Linked DNA regions of Homo sapiens: region 1 is linked to region 2. The links are chromatin contacts, found by Hi-C or POLR2A ChIA-PET in ENCODE. All regions are on one chromosome and are shown on one strand. The core of a region is the stretch at or near the end of the contact, and the rest is flanking DNA. Distances in the headings are between cores, read along the strand shown. Region 1 has its middle 34 kb from the start of VSIG4. Region 2 holds the start of MIR223HG (MIR223 host gene).

Region 1 (6,040 bases), core at 481-2,980, 60 kb before region 2:
CACTCTTTGACAATATATTTGGTATTTGTTCTTTTGCGATCTTCTAAAAATGAAAGCCAGGCATTGGTAGTGTAAAATCCCCCCCTCCCCATCTTATATCTGAAATTAACTCTGTAAGTAGGGTGAAACCTCTTGCTTGGCACAAAACTATAGGAAGAAAAAAAAAGTCTTCATTTCCCGAAACTAGGAGGTTGTGGGTGCTTCAGCAGAAATACTACTAAATTGGAGCCACAAAGTCACTATTGTCAGCAAATCTCTACCCATGAAAACCTTGAGTACCATGTGGAGGAAGGGAGTCTGCCTGAATTTCACCTTCATCAGCAGTGCTTACATTTGTCTGTTTACATGCTTTATCATTTTATATTTGTGTTATTCCCTGCTACTGACCCTCATTTATTGCCCAACCCCAGTGAGAAAAGCTTCCTGAGAAACACACCCAAAACTCTTTCCCTCTCCCAACATGGTGGCCTCAGCAAAAAAGAAGAAGAAGGAGAAGACTCTCCCTAACATACTTTCTGGCTGAGGATGGGAGGATTGGTGGAGGAAGCACCTATGTTTCCAAACCAGTACCCTGGGCTGATGAAACAGATGACCTGGAAGGAGATGTTTCAACAACTTGGCACAGTAATGATGATGAAGTGTATAGGGTGCCTCCAATTGACCGTTCCATCCTTCCCACTGCTCCACGGGCTGCTCGGGAACCCAATATCGACCGTCTTCCCAAATCACCACCCTACACTGCTTTTCTAGGGAACCTATCCTATGATATGACAGAAGAGTCAATTAAGGAACTCTTTCGAGGATTAAATATCAGTGCAGTGCGTTTGTCACGTAAACCCAGCAATCCAGAGAGGTTGAAAGGTTTTGATTATGCTGAAATTGAGGACCTAGATTTCCTGCTCAGTTCCATGAGTCTCAATGAAGAGTCTCTAGGTAACAGGAAAATTCAAGTGGACGTTGCTGATCAAGCACAGGGGAAAGACAGGGAGGATCGTTCTTTTGGCCATGATAGAAATCGGGATTCTGACAAAACAGATACAGACTGGAGGGCTCGTCCTGCCACAGACAGCTTTGATGACTAAGAAGTGATGATAGCTTTGGAGACAAGTATCGAGATAGTTATGATTCAGACCGGTATCACGATGGGTATCAGGATGGGTATTGGGATGGCCCACACTGGGATATGGATTGATGTGGCAGCCGGGATCGCTATGATGACCAAGGCAGCAGAGACTATGATAGACGCTATGATTCCCGGATAGGCAGTGGCAGAAGGGCATTTGGCAGTGGGTGCCACAGGGATGATGACTATAGAGGAGGCGGGACTGGCTATGAAGACCAATAAGACAGACAGGATGATCGGTCATGGAGCTCCAGAGATGATTACTCTCGGGATGATTATATGGGTGATGATAGAGGTCCCTCCCAAAGACCCAAACTGAATCTAAAGCCTCGGAGTGCTCCTAAGGAGATGATTCCACTGCTAGTACCTCCCAGTCCAGTAGAGATGCTTCTGTCTTTGGAGGGGCAAAGCCCGTTGACACAGCTGCTAGAGAAAGAGAAGTAGAAGAACAGCTACAGAAGGAACACGAGAAGTTGCAGCTTCAGCTGGATGAGCCAAAACTAGAACGACGGCCTCGGGAGAGACACCCAAGCTGACAAAGTGAAGAAACTCAGGAACGGGAACAGTTGAGGACAGGAAGTGAGTCATTGCAGACTGGGACCTCCGCCACATCCGGCAGAAATGCACGAAGGAGAGTGAGTGAGAAGTCACTAGAAAATGAAACACTCAATAAGGAGGAAGACTGTCACTCTCCAACTTCTAAACCTCCCAAACCTGATCAGTCCCTAAAGGTAATGCCAGCCCCTCCACCAAAGGAGAATGGTTGGGTGAAGTGAAGTTCTAACCCTCCTGCTCAATCTCAGAGCTCAGACACAGAGCAGCAATCCCCTACAATTGGTGGGGTAAAGTAGCTCCAGCTCAACCATCTGAGTAAGGACTAGCAAGGAAAGACGAAAATGAAGGAGATGGGATGAATATCCCAAAAGGCCAAACTGGGAACTCTAGCCATGGTCCAGGAGAGGGAGGGAACAAAGACCACTGGAAGGAGTCAGATAGGAAAGATGACAAAAAGGATAAAGACTCCAGATCTGCACCTGAGCCAAAGAAACCTGAGGAAAATCCAGCTTCCAAGTTCAGTTCTGCAAGGAAGTATGCTGCTCTCTCCATTGATGGTGAAGATGAAAATGAGGGAGAAGATTAAGCCACAGAGACCTCAACATCCTGTGCTTTCTCCTAGTTTCTCTCCACCCTGGAACATTCGAGAGCAAATCAAACCTCTATCCAGACAAGACAAAATAAAACTCACCATCTCCTGGAGACCTTTCTTACCTAATTTTTTTTAAAGGAAATTCTTATTCATGCTGCTGCAGCCTTTAAAGTACTGAAGTAACTGGAGAATCACCAATATAGCCAGAGAGAAAGAGACTAGAGATTTTTAGTGGAAAAGTTGTGGTGCATTATGTCACCATGCAGTTGCCAGTGTGATTAGTGCCTAGGGGCCTCAATTTAGCAGAAATGGTAAAGACAGTGATATAACATTTGGAGTCTGATTGGGCAGTAGAGGAGGGAGGTATAAGGGAAAGTGTGAGATTTCTACTGTTTCGTTTCTATCCTATTGTGGCATATATGAATTCTCAAACATTATCTGAATAAATTTTCCACTCTTGGAAAGGTAGATTTAGCCTCAAGTTGTTTTAGTCTCCAGCAGGCTGCCAGCAGCTCCTCCTATTTAATCCTGACTTTGGAGGCCAGCCTAGGGGGAATTCCCTCATTTTTTTTTTTTTTTTTTTTTTTTTTTTTACCACCCAGGAGTTGGGAGTGAGTCTATAGGCCATAACGAATAGGACTGCATTCGACCAAAATAAATGGGAAAATCGTGGTTTGAAAAGAAGCTTTTGGGAGGTGATGAGTCATTTTGCACCAGGTAATAGGGAAAAATTGTGTGACCTCCAGCAAACACATGAATGGTTATTTCCTGGAGCCAGAAGCACTTGGGAGTCATAGTAATTCCCAATGTTTTGTGTGTCCTGGTTTTCCCTTTCTAAACACTCTGCTTTTTGAAAGTTCAAATATATCTACGTTCTGTTGAAACCTTGAAACTTTAAAAATTTAGGCTCTTGTCATCATCTTAAGTTCTTCATGCGACTCTTAACCTCCCAAAAAGCAGTCTCTAAGTCACAGAGATGATCTCTTGGGCATTCTCTCTCTCAGCCATGGAGAGCTGTGAAAGGAAGAATCTCTGCTTTTCTCAAGCAAATCAGTTTCTTGCCTTTTGGTTCTCACACCCTGCCTGCTCCTGATGCTTTGACCCCTTTTATAGATCAGAGTGCTCTAGAATAATGGATGGTCTTGGGTGGTGAATAAAGGTGGATAAATAGGGACAGGGACAGTTAAATTGGGAGCCTTTCTTACAACCTTGATGGGGTTTTTTCCCCCAAGTTTTCTTCTCCACTGAAATGCCACACCAATGCTTGTTGGATTTATGAGGTGGTCAGACTAATGTGTTGTTCTTTCTTTTTCTTTTTCTTTTTTTTTTTTTAAGCTTCCCTTGAGAGAATAAATGGTAATGGAGAGAACTATTTAACAAGTTCCTGGTTTCTCTTGCAACACAGTAGCTAAACTTGCCTGCTTTTATGTGAATTTTTGTAGGGATCAGCTTGGTAGACAGTATCACCAGAGAAAAGACATCTTGATCTTTGTTTACAAGCCCTTCTCCCATCAGTCCTAGATTAGGCCCTGTTCAGCCATGCAGGGGTGTTGGTTTATGCATGCTTCAGCAGTGGGCATAATGAATATAATTTAGCCAGCACACAAAGGTGTCTACCAAGTGAATTTAAATAATTGGTGTGGATTGGCTAGTAGCTAAGAAGTGGGCTTTTAAAGATATACTGAAGATTGGAAGGTTTTTAAAAGAAAAAAAACATTGATTTTAGGTAATGAAAAGCTAGAATTTGCCATCTTCATGTCTACTCTCCTTCCAAATAGTTGTATCCAAAACTTTTTCCCTCTCCTCTACCTTGCCTCCCTGTTAAAAAAGAAATGGGAATTAATTAATGGCCTGCTCCTGAATACATGCAAAATTTGTAGAAAAATATCTTCTATGAAAATAATTTGTAATCTGTAGACTTATTACCTGGGAGATGCCTTGAGATGTAAAATCCCATCTTTTGTGTTGTGGGTTTTTTGTTTTCTCCAAATAAATATGATCTTTCAAGTTCAAAAGAGAGAGAGAGAAACAAACAAACAAACAAACAAACAAACACACCCAAAAGGGGGCCATGTGAGCTTCCTTAGCCTAATGTCAAACTTAAGTGTGGACCAGCCCCTCGAACCTGTGCCAAAATGTACTACTTTAAGCAGCAAAATAATCGTCACTCTTCAGGGCACTGAGTTGCCTCAGAAGGCAACTAGTTTGGGATGATTATTAGTTGGCCATCAAAGCTGAGTTCAAGTTCTACTAGACTGAGAAAGCTACAGGGAAGACCAAAGGCTCCTGACCTATTAGAATTTACTGGCATTTTGAGCTCTTTAAATCAGGTTAAATAATAGTTGATAATAATACCATAAATGGTCCTCACAGCACCTCCTTTTAATAATGAATGGCACTATAAAATGAAGTCAAGATCTATATCATGGGGTAAGGTAAAAATATGCAAATTTTTTACACTCTGACAATTGATGTAGGTCCCACTCCCCAAGTCTTGTGGCTCTCATCTACTGATGAGATTCAGACTGAGTGCTGTTCACTAGGAGGAATACAGTCATTTCAAAGCCTAGGTTGCATATATACAGAATCTCATAGATAGAAGGACCCTAGAGGTCATTTGGACTAGCCAGTTACGTTGTTGCAATATCTCACATTTCATTTCTGATTAGGGACAGTGAAGTGATTTATCATCTTTACCTGGCACCACATAGGCAAAAAGGCATCTTGTGGGCTGAAAGTTTTCCCAGGTTGAAGAGTGCTTCCTATTCAGGATTCCTAGGGAACAGAGTAATCTGGTTTTGCCTTTATCCTTCTTTTCTGGACCTCTTCAATTTGAAAACTCTGGTATTTTACTCGACTGTGGTCCACTCTGGCTAAACTATAACAAGTTAATTACATACTGAAATCTTCTGAATAGCAGTAAGCTTTATAGTCTGGAAGTGAAATATCTATAACTGGAAAATACTATATGGTTTGTGTTTTCTTGGTCAAGGACCTGCCATAATCTAAGAAATGTATTGTCTGTGGTATTTTTTCAAAGATTGTCTCCTGGCTGCTAGATTACCATTTTTTCAATTCACCTTCATCCTGCTGGCAGCAGTGCTTGTTGATTTCCCACCCCTTTGCTTTTCATTTACAGGATGAGATGCACAGGCTCTGTATTGGAAGCTAATCTGGCAGAGCTAGTCATTGCTGTCTAGGAAGAAAGTGAATTATGATTCTTACCATGTCAGTGAGGTAAGCTTATTTCTGAGACTTTACTGTACTTGTGTGTATTACTCCAAAAGAAGAATGGTATATGACCACTGACACTGAGGATATTATTCATCCTGGAATTCAAGAATACTTGAATTCTTACCTCAGCTTTTCTACTGATTTCGTGTATATGGTGTCTCTGTCTTGGCTTTCTGAACTAAAATGGAAGAAGTTATTATATCCCTCTTTCCCATAGTAATATCACAATTTATTTGTTATGTGGCGTTTTCCTTTGCTCCACTTAAAATTTGCCAAAATGAAATGAGCCATTGTGTAGAATTGTAATGCTTTTGCTAATAGTTCTTCATGTATCCAAAGTTCCTCTTCTTGTTGTATTATCCCTCAATATTGTGTACAAAGCCTTTTCTCCCTAAGTAACCTAAGGCTTAGAATTTAAGTTGTGGTATTTAGAGGATTTTGTTTATAATTCTTTCTCTTTTTTTTTCTTTTTAGCCAGTCAGTTCTGAACTTCCAAGTTTGATGACAAAGGAAGCTGAAACTTTACTCAATATGAA
Region 2 (6,848 bases), core at 744-3,243:
CTCCTTCAATTTAAGTTCTGGCAGTCATCTCAAAACTAAAGCTCTTTCACTCCCTCACTTCCTTTTCTACCTACCCAATTCAGCCTAATCCACCCAGCAGCAAAAGCAGCAGTCATGGTCACCAAATATGGCATGACAGAATCGACAAACTTGTGTTCTAATGCTGTCTTGGCCATCAACTAGCCAATCATGGCTTGGGCAAGTCTTTCTTTGGGTTTCAGTTGTCTTCTCTGGAAATGAGAACAAGGAGACTTACCTACTTACCTGGCAAAGTTGTTGGAAAGTGTTGCTAAGCTTTCCAGAGCCTCCCACATAGGAGCTCAAAAGGACCTTGTCTCAGCCCCTGGACCTATGGTTGGAGGCCAGCCAAGCAAGCTGATTAACAGAGTCTGAGTTGGGGATGGCAGGAGAAAAAGAAATGGATTGTTACCTTTTTTGTATCATTACACTCATTGGCTGTCAGCTCCAGTAAGAAGACCTAGATAAGCTGGAGGTGTTCACAGCCTTTTGAATGCACTTTCTGACTTTATTCACCTCCAGAAAGGCTGGAAAGGAGGCATGAAAGGGGCTAAAAATTATTAGTACTTTGAAATTTGTGGAGCCTTATAGACAACATTGCTTCAGTATTAATGGAAGGAGTTAGTGGTTGAGCTGAAACTAGACTGGTATGCCTCTCCAATGGAGTGTATGTAAGAAAATCACATTCAGTTGAGAAATGTTCACCAGACCCATAGAAAGAAGACATAAATATCTATATGGGATGATATTAAGGGAATTTGAAAGCTCTTCTCTTGGTCTGTTATATTACTTAGAATAACATCATTTTTCCCCATATGAAATGCAAAATCCTCTACTGAAGAGCGTCATCAAGCCACTATTGTTGATGCAAAGGATGGGTCAGTTTTTATGGAGGGAATTGGAGGGAATAGACCAGAAGAATTAGGGGTAAGTAGGTGTCTAGGAATCTCTGAACACTCAGAGTGAGCCAAGTACCTGAAAGAAAAATAGAAGAAAAGAAGAAGTCCTCAGGACCATGCCTAAAAATCCCAGACTGCCTCTAGTATGAGCAGGACCTGTCCTGGGTCAGTTACAGGACAGGTCCTGCTGCTTGATGTCTCAGTCCTCCTAGGATAGAGCAAAAAGAGGACTGACCTGGGAGCCCAGACCCAGCTGTGCTACAGATTCTCTGTATGACTTTGGGCAAGTCCCTTTCTTCCTCTTTCTGGACCTCAGTTTCTTCCATATGTACCTAGTCTCTAAGAGTCTTTCAATTTTGAATCTCTAGGAGTCAAAGATTGGACTAGAAAAGAGGCTTTCATCTTTGAGTCATGCCTCTCAGAGAGTGCTATATGGATTACCACCAGCACTCTCCTCTTGAATGTGTTCAGCCCCACCCACAGTTACATATGCAAAGATTACTCTCATCTTCTTTCTTGACAGAGGGCTGACAATCATGAAAATTAGGAATCTAATAACCATGGGTCTCTAGACAGCATCTATCTAATCATTCTTTTCCTCTTTTTACTTTTTTATTTTGCAAAAGGGGTGAAAAAACTGTGTCCTAGATTGGAGAAAGGACTTACCCAAAGATACACATTGGGTAAATGGTAAAACCAGGACTGCTACTCAGGTTTCCTGACTCCTGGGTCCAAAGGCCATTCCACTTCCATGTGACTATCTCCTAAACATCCTGATTGGATAGAAAATATCCTATCCCCTTTTCCCCTCCATTAGAACCTCTAGGATAAAAGGCCAATGGAAGCCTTCTTCCTCCCACCTTTGACCTTAATCCCTGAGGAGGGTCTGAAGAGAATGGGATGGGCAGATCCAAGCCACCCTTGGCTGCCATGGACTCTGCCCCAGCTTGAGAATCCAAGAAGAGAGGGCAAATGGATACCATACCTGTCAGTGGAGTGGTGCCTTGGTCATGGAGGGGACTCTGATTCCCCAGTGCTGAGCCAACCTGCAGGGGCCAGATGGAATTGGGCTTTCTGCCGTGAGCAAGAAGCTTCTGTGTTTTGAAGGGCCCTTGGTGTCTTCAACAGGAAACAGAAATGAGGAAGATAAGACTGAGGTTAGCCAACGGAAATCTGGATGCAAAATGACAAAACAATGCTGTTGTGAAAGGGTCTGCTACTGCAGCAATAGTAGCAGGCCACTGCCCTGCCTCCACCAACTCCCAGCTGACCTTCAACAGACACTAACTTTCCAAGCTGCAGAGAGAGAGAGAGTAGAAAGCACCTGGCTGCCCTAGGCTCTGCCTGTGGGTCAAGGAGGTTTTCCCAGAATAATTGAGGGAAACCTGGAATACCAGAACTGAGACATTATCTAATGAAAAAACCCGTAGTCAAAATTGAGAAACAGAGCCTCTGAGGGATAAAAGGAAATACTCAGTATCACAAAGCAAATTAGTGGAAAGCTGAAATTTAAACCCATCCCCATGGACTCCAAATCACATGTTCTTTCACTCTGCCAGAATGCCTCCTGGTCCTGGAATACCATTTTACTTCCAACTTCTCTCCTGGCATACAGAACCAGCTACATAATTTGCAAGGCCCAGTAAAAAATGAAAACGATAGGCCCTTTATTTAAAAATTAAGAATATCAAGATGATGACAGCAGAACATTAAACTAAGTGTGGGGTCCTTCTAAGCATGGAGCCCTGTGAAGCTGTACAAGTCATATGCCTATGAAGCTGGCTCTGGGGCACAGTTATGACCACAAGCCACATTCTGTCATCTTGGGGCTTGCTGAAGGAAATAAATAAGGAAATTCACATTTATTGGAGTACTTATGATATTCTTTCATGTGTATTATCTAATTTATTCAACAACTCTCTGGTATGGTATTATTATTCTTATTTATAGGTGAGGAAACTGAGGCACACAGAAATAAAGTGACCTGTCTAAGGAAACAAAACTAGAAAATAATAGAGAAGGCAGATTTTTCACTCAGGTCTAACTCCAAATGTTGAGGTTTTCGTCTACTTTCCCACATTGGCTACAAGGAAGGGAGAAGAAAGTAGTTGACTTTGAGAAAGAAAAATTAGTGCCAGACCCCTAAGTTCAACTGTGACCTTCAGGCTAATGAGGGACATGAAAGGTGTGAAAAGAAGGTGGATGGTTTCTTAATGCCTCATGTTTGCAGTCTCCTGGAAGTCCCCACTAACAGCCAGGAAGATGATGAATTCCCATCATGCAGTGCCCTCCACCATGAATTCTGATGGCATGAAGGATGGGAGGGGCAATGCTTTCAGGTTATACTTTGATAGCTTTCAATGACTGCAGTGCCCAAGTCACAGTCCTCTGTCTACACTAGTGGAAGTATGGCCCTGAGTGATAGTCAAGCCGTGGTAAATAATCTTTTCAAGCTATGTACATTCTTATATACTCAGGCTCAAAAGAAAGACCACATTCTGCGAGCCAAGAGCCCTGGGCCCTAGTCCCCACTCTACTACCTCCCTGGGCATTAGTTTCTCCTTTAATCAACAGAGGTTGGACTAAATGGTCTTGGAGACCACTCCAACTCAAACATTCCCTGGTTCCTTTGTGGCTCTTCGTTACTCACTGTGGGCTTCCCCATGGTTGCAGGACCTGAGGCTCTGTGAAAGCCTGAAATAGGGATTCACTTGCACTAACATCACTCTGTAGAAAACTTCCTTCTACCAGAATAATTTATTGGCTCAGGCCTCAAGACCCCAGATCTAGCTTCTAGAAAGATTCAGTTCTTGTTTCTTTTGGTTTCTGACTAAAGCTTGGAGCGGAAGTAGGGTAGTCCTGCGGGCACTTTGCTAAAATGGGACCCCCTTCTTCCTACGCATACCATAGAGATTAAGTTTAGCTACACACGTTTTTTTCTTCCCTATCAATTAGGGTACTCTACTGGCCTTTTAACAGGGGTTTCTGGAGACAATGTGTTTACCTAAAGTAGTAATTAATGGTATCTATTTTGAGTCCAAAGACAGGGCAATAAAAGAGAGCATTAGGAAACAGAAGGCTCTGAAAATCATACTACCTATGCATATGGCCTGAATGCGAGAAAAGGGAACTGTGCTCAGAGTTCCTCTTTAGCCCACAAACACAAAGTATGCTGGGAAGGGCCAAGTTTCCAATAACAGCACAAAGGGGCTTCTTCTTTTTGATCTGTTGTCCAGGCTTCTGCAGAGAGCAACCAAAAGTCACAAAGTTTTCCCATTTTGTATGATTTCTGCCTTGCCTGTGCTTGTGAAGGGAGATGAGAAAGAAGGGAAAATAGTTGACAAGCGGAGCAAGCAGGCAGTGCTGGGGTCCCACACTGCAGACACACTCATTTGTTTCCGCAGTACTGGAATGGAAAGAACACTGAATCAGAGTCCCTGCATCTTAGACCCTGGGTTATAGACCAAGCTCTGTAACTTATTGATTATGTGACCTTGAACAATCACACACAGCCTGTCTGAGCCTTAGTCCTCACATCAGATTGAAGGATTCTCAGGCTAAAGGGAAATGGAAGACAGGTGTGCACCCCAAGAGCTATGTCACCCTACAGAATATGATAAGTAATTTGACAAAGTCATGAAGTGCCGTCAGATACGTATATAAGATTCTCCCAGGGCAGAAGATGAGAAGGTGATGGTAACTGGAAAGGTTCTCAGAAGAATAAGATTTTGGCTACATCTTAAGGGATAGAGAGGAAAAAAATGATGCTCACTGTCTCTGGAAAGCCTTCTCTGACAACCACCTGCAAAATTAGTTGCTTCCCACCTTGCCCTCCTCTACTCTTGAAAAACATCCACACAGCACTTAGGTGTCAGTCTCTCCCAGAAGACCAAGCACTGCCCAAAGTAGGAACTATGTTTGATCTTTACTGTCTTCTTAGGCCTAGGAATAAACTAGTTATCCCAGAACTGTGAGGTGAATAAGTGAATGAGTCAATGCATAAGCAAAAGAAAGAGACCTCATAGCCCAATGTCCCCACATTGCTTAGCTTACCCAACCTCCATGAAGGAGCTGAGAAGCCCCCACCCTTCACTTTGAGTTTATCTTCCTGTTCACTCACCCCCACCTCCTTTCAGAAGACTTTCAAGAAGAGGCCCCAGGGAAAATTGCAAAGCTAAGGCCACTTCCTGTGCAAGTGGCTTGTGTCCACACACTCTACCTCAACCCTAGTGATTGCTATGCATAGGATTGCATTGGGGTTTCCTCTGAAAGGAAATACAAAGGCTGATGCAATGTGTAGGGCACCCGCAGGCCAGGACTAAAGAACTTTTTGTACACCTGGGCCTAGGGACAGAGGTTTCACTGTGAGGCTGCCACAAAACAGTGACACTGACAAGATAAATGGCAGCAATTAACCCAATAACTACAGCTTAAGTATATTCAGCAAGGGTGTGTTGAGCACCTACTGGCTACAAAGCTCTATGCTTGGCAAAAGGGGAAAAAATAAACATACAACAGAACAGAAATATACAACAATCTAATACAAATGTAATGCGAGCCACAATTATTATAATAACCACATGAAAAATTTTTAAGTGAAACTAATTTTAATAATATATTTTGTTTAGCTCAATACATCCACAATGTTATTTCAACCTGTAAACAATGTAAGTATTTGTTAATAAGATATTTTACATTATTCAAAATGTAGTATGTATTTTATGCAAACAGTACATCTCAATTTGAACTTGCCATATTTCTAGTGTTAAATTGCCATCTGTGGCTAGTGGCTACTGTATTGACCAGAACAGGTATAAGACATGGTCCCTACCCTCTAGGAATTCACAATCTAGTCCAGAAAACAGAGTGCTACATAAGCATGTTCAAAAAATGAGTACAATAGTGGAGGTGCATGTATGGAAAAGAGAACTGTACTGAGGGTCAGGAGATCTGGGCTACAGTCTTTTCTCTGCCACTAATTCTCTGTGTGACCTTGAGCAAATCCCTCTCCCTTTCTGGGCCTCCAAATTTCCATCTCTACAATAAGTCTGATTAAATTTATTCACAAAACAAATACAAGTTGAATGTGTTCTAAGTGTCAGGCATGGTGCAAGGTACTCAAGATGCAGAAGTGAAAAAGACATATAAAACGCTTGCCTTCTTGACATATACCGTGTGGTGGAAAATAGCCATTAAACAAATTTTTTAAATATGTCAAGAAAGGGGGAAGATCAGAGAGCAGGGAGAACACGTAACAGGATAACATAATCCACCAGACTTGGATAGGTCAAGAAAACTTCTCTAAGGAAGTAACTTTTAAAGTGAGACGGAAAAATGAAAAGTAGTGAGCCAAGTGGATAATGGGTGCAAGGCAATTCCAAGCAGAAGAAGCAACATGTATAAAGGTTCTGAGATGGAGAATAATGTGGCATATTCCAAGAAGATAAAAGGCTGGTATGGCTTGAAAAAGAGTGAGCAAAGGAAAAAATAGCACAAAGCAAATAGAAGAGTTAAGCCGGGGGCCAAACTAAGAAAGGACTTGTATGCTATGTTGGGCGTTTGAGACATGAGAAGCCAGAAAGTGTATATATGTGATGCAGTGCCCTTCTATATTCAAGCCTAGGATTTTAGGGGTCCAGACTATGGCAACAAACAGGAAAAAAAAGTTAATTTCAACTGGTTGGATTAGAGACTTCACAGAAGAGGCCGAATTTTAAAAGAGCCTTGAAGGATAACAGGATCAATAATCAGAGAAAGGCATTTCAGGCAGAGGAAAGAACCCAAGTAAAGGTGCAGAGATAGGAAAGAATATGGTGAGCTTGTGTGAATAGGGAGACTACCGATACAAAATGGCAAATATAAGCCTGAGAGCATTTTTAAGTATCTATAGATATCGTAGAATAATAGTAGCCCAAAGGCCTATCCAACACA

The links. A loop is a pair of places that touch in the nucleus more often than their neighbours do. ChIA-PET counts read pairs that join two places held with the same protein, here RNA polymerase II (POLR2A). Pooled maps may share reads with other maps.
Region 1: a pooled map shows a loop between it and region 2 (4-fold over the local background). The contact joins the enhancer-like site here to the promoter of MIR223HG in region 2. A Hi-C loop is called at or near these places in 8 of 50 pooled maps. POLR2A ChIA-PET finds 5 or more read pairs at or near these places in 3 of 52 experiments (BJ, T-cell and naive thymus-derived CD4-positive, alpha-beta T cell).

What each region holds. Positions count from the first base shown.
Region 1 is chrX:66,070,766-66,076,805 of GRCh38, reverse strand. It overlaps the pseudogene EIF4BP9. Among named protein-coding and RNA genes, the nearest start is that of VSIG4, 34 kb to the right of the region's middle. Within about 2 kb of position 1,730, at least 8 of the 41 ENCODE cell types and tissues checked have a DNase peak (open chromatin) inside an H3K27ac peak, as active enhancers do.
Region 2 is chrX:66,010,606-66,017,453 of GRCh38, reverse strand. MIR223HG (MIR223 host gene) reads right to left here and starts at 1,993. Exons shown (of 3, transcript NR_170299.1): 1 at 1,903-1,993; 2 at 265-389. RefSeq lists an enhancer at 4,135-4,204.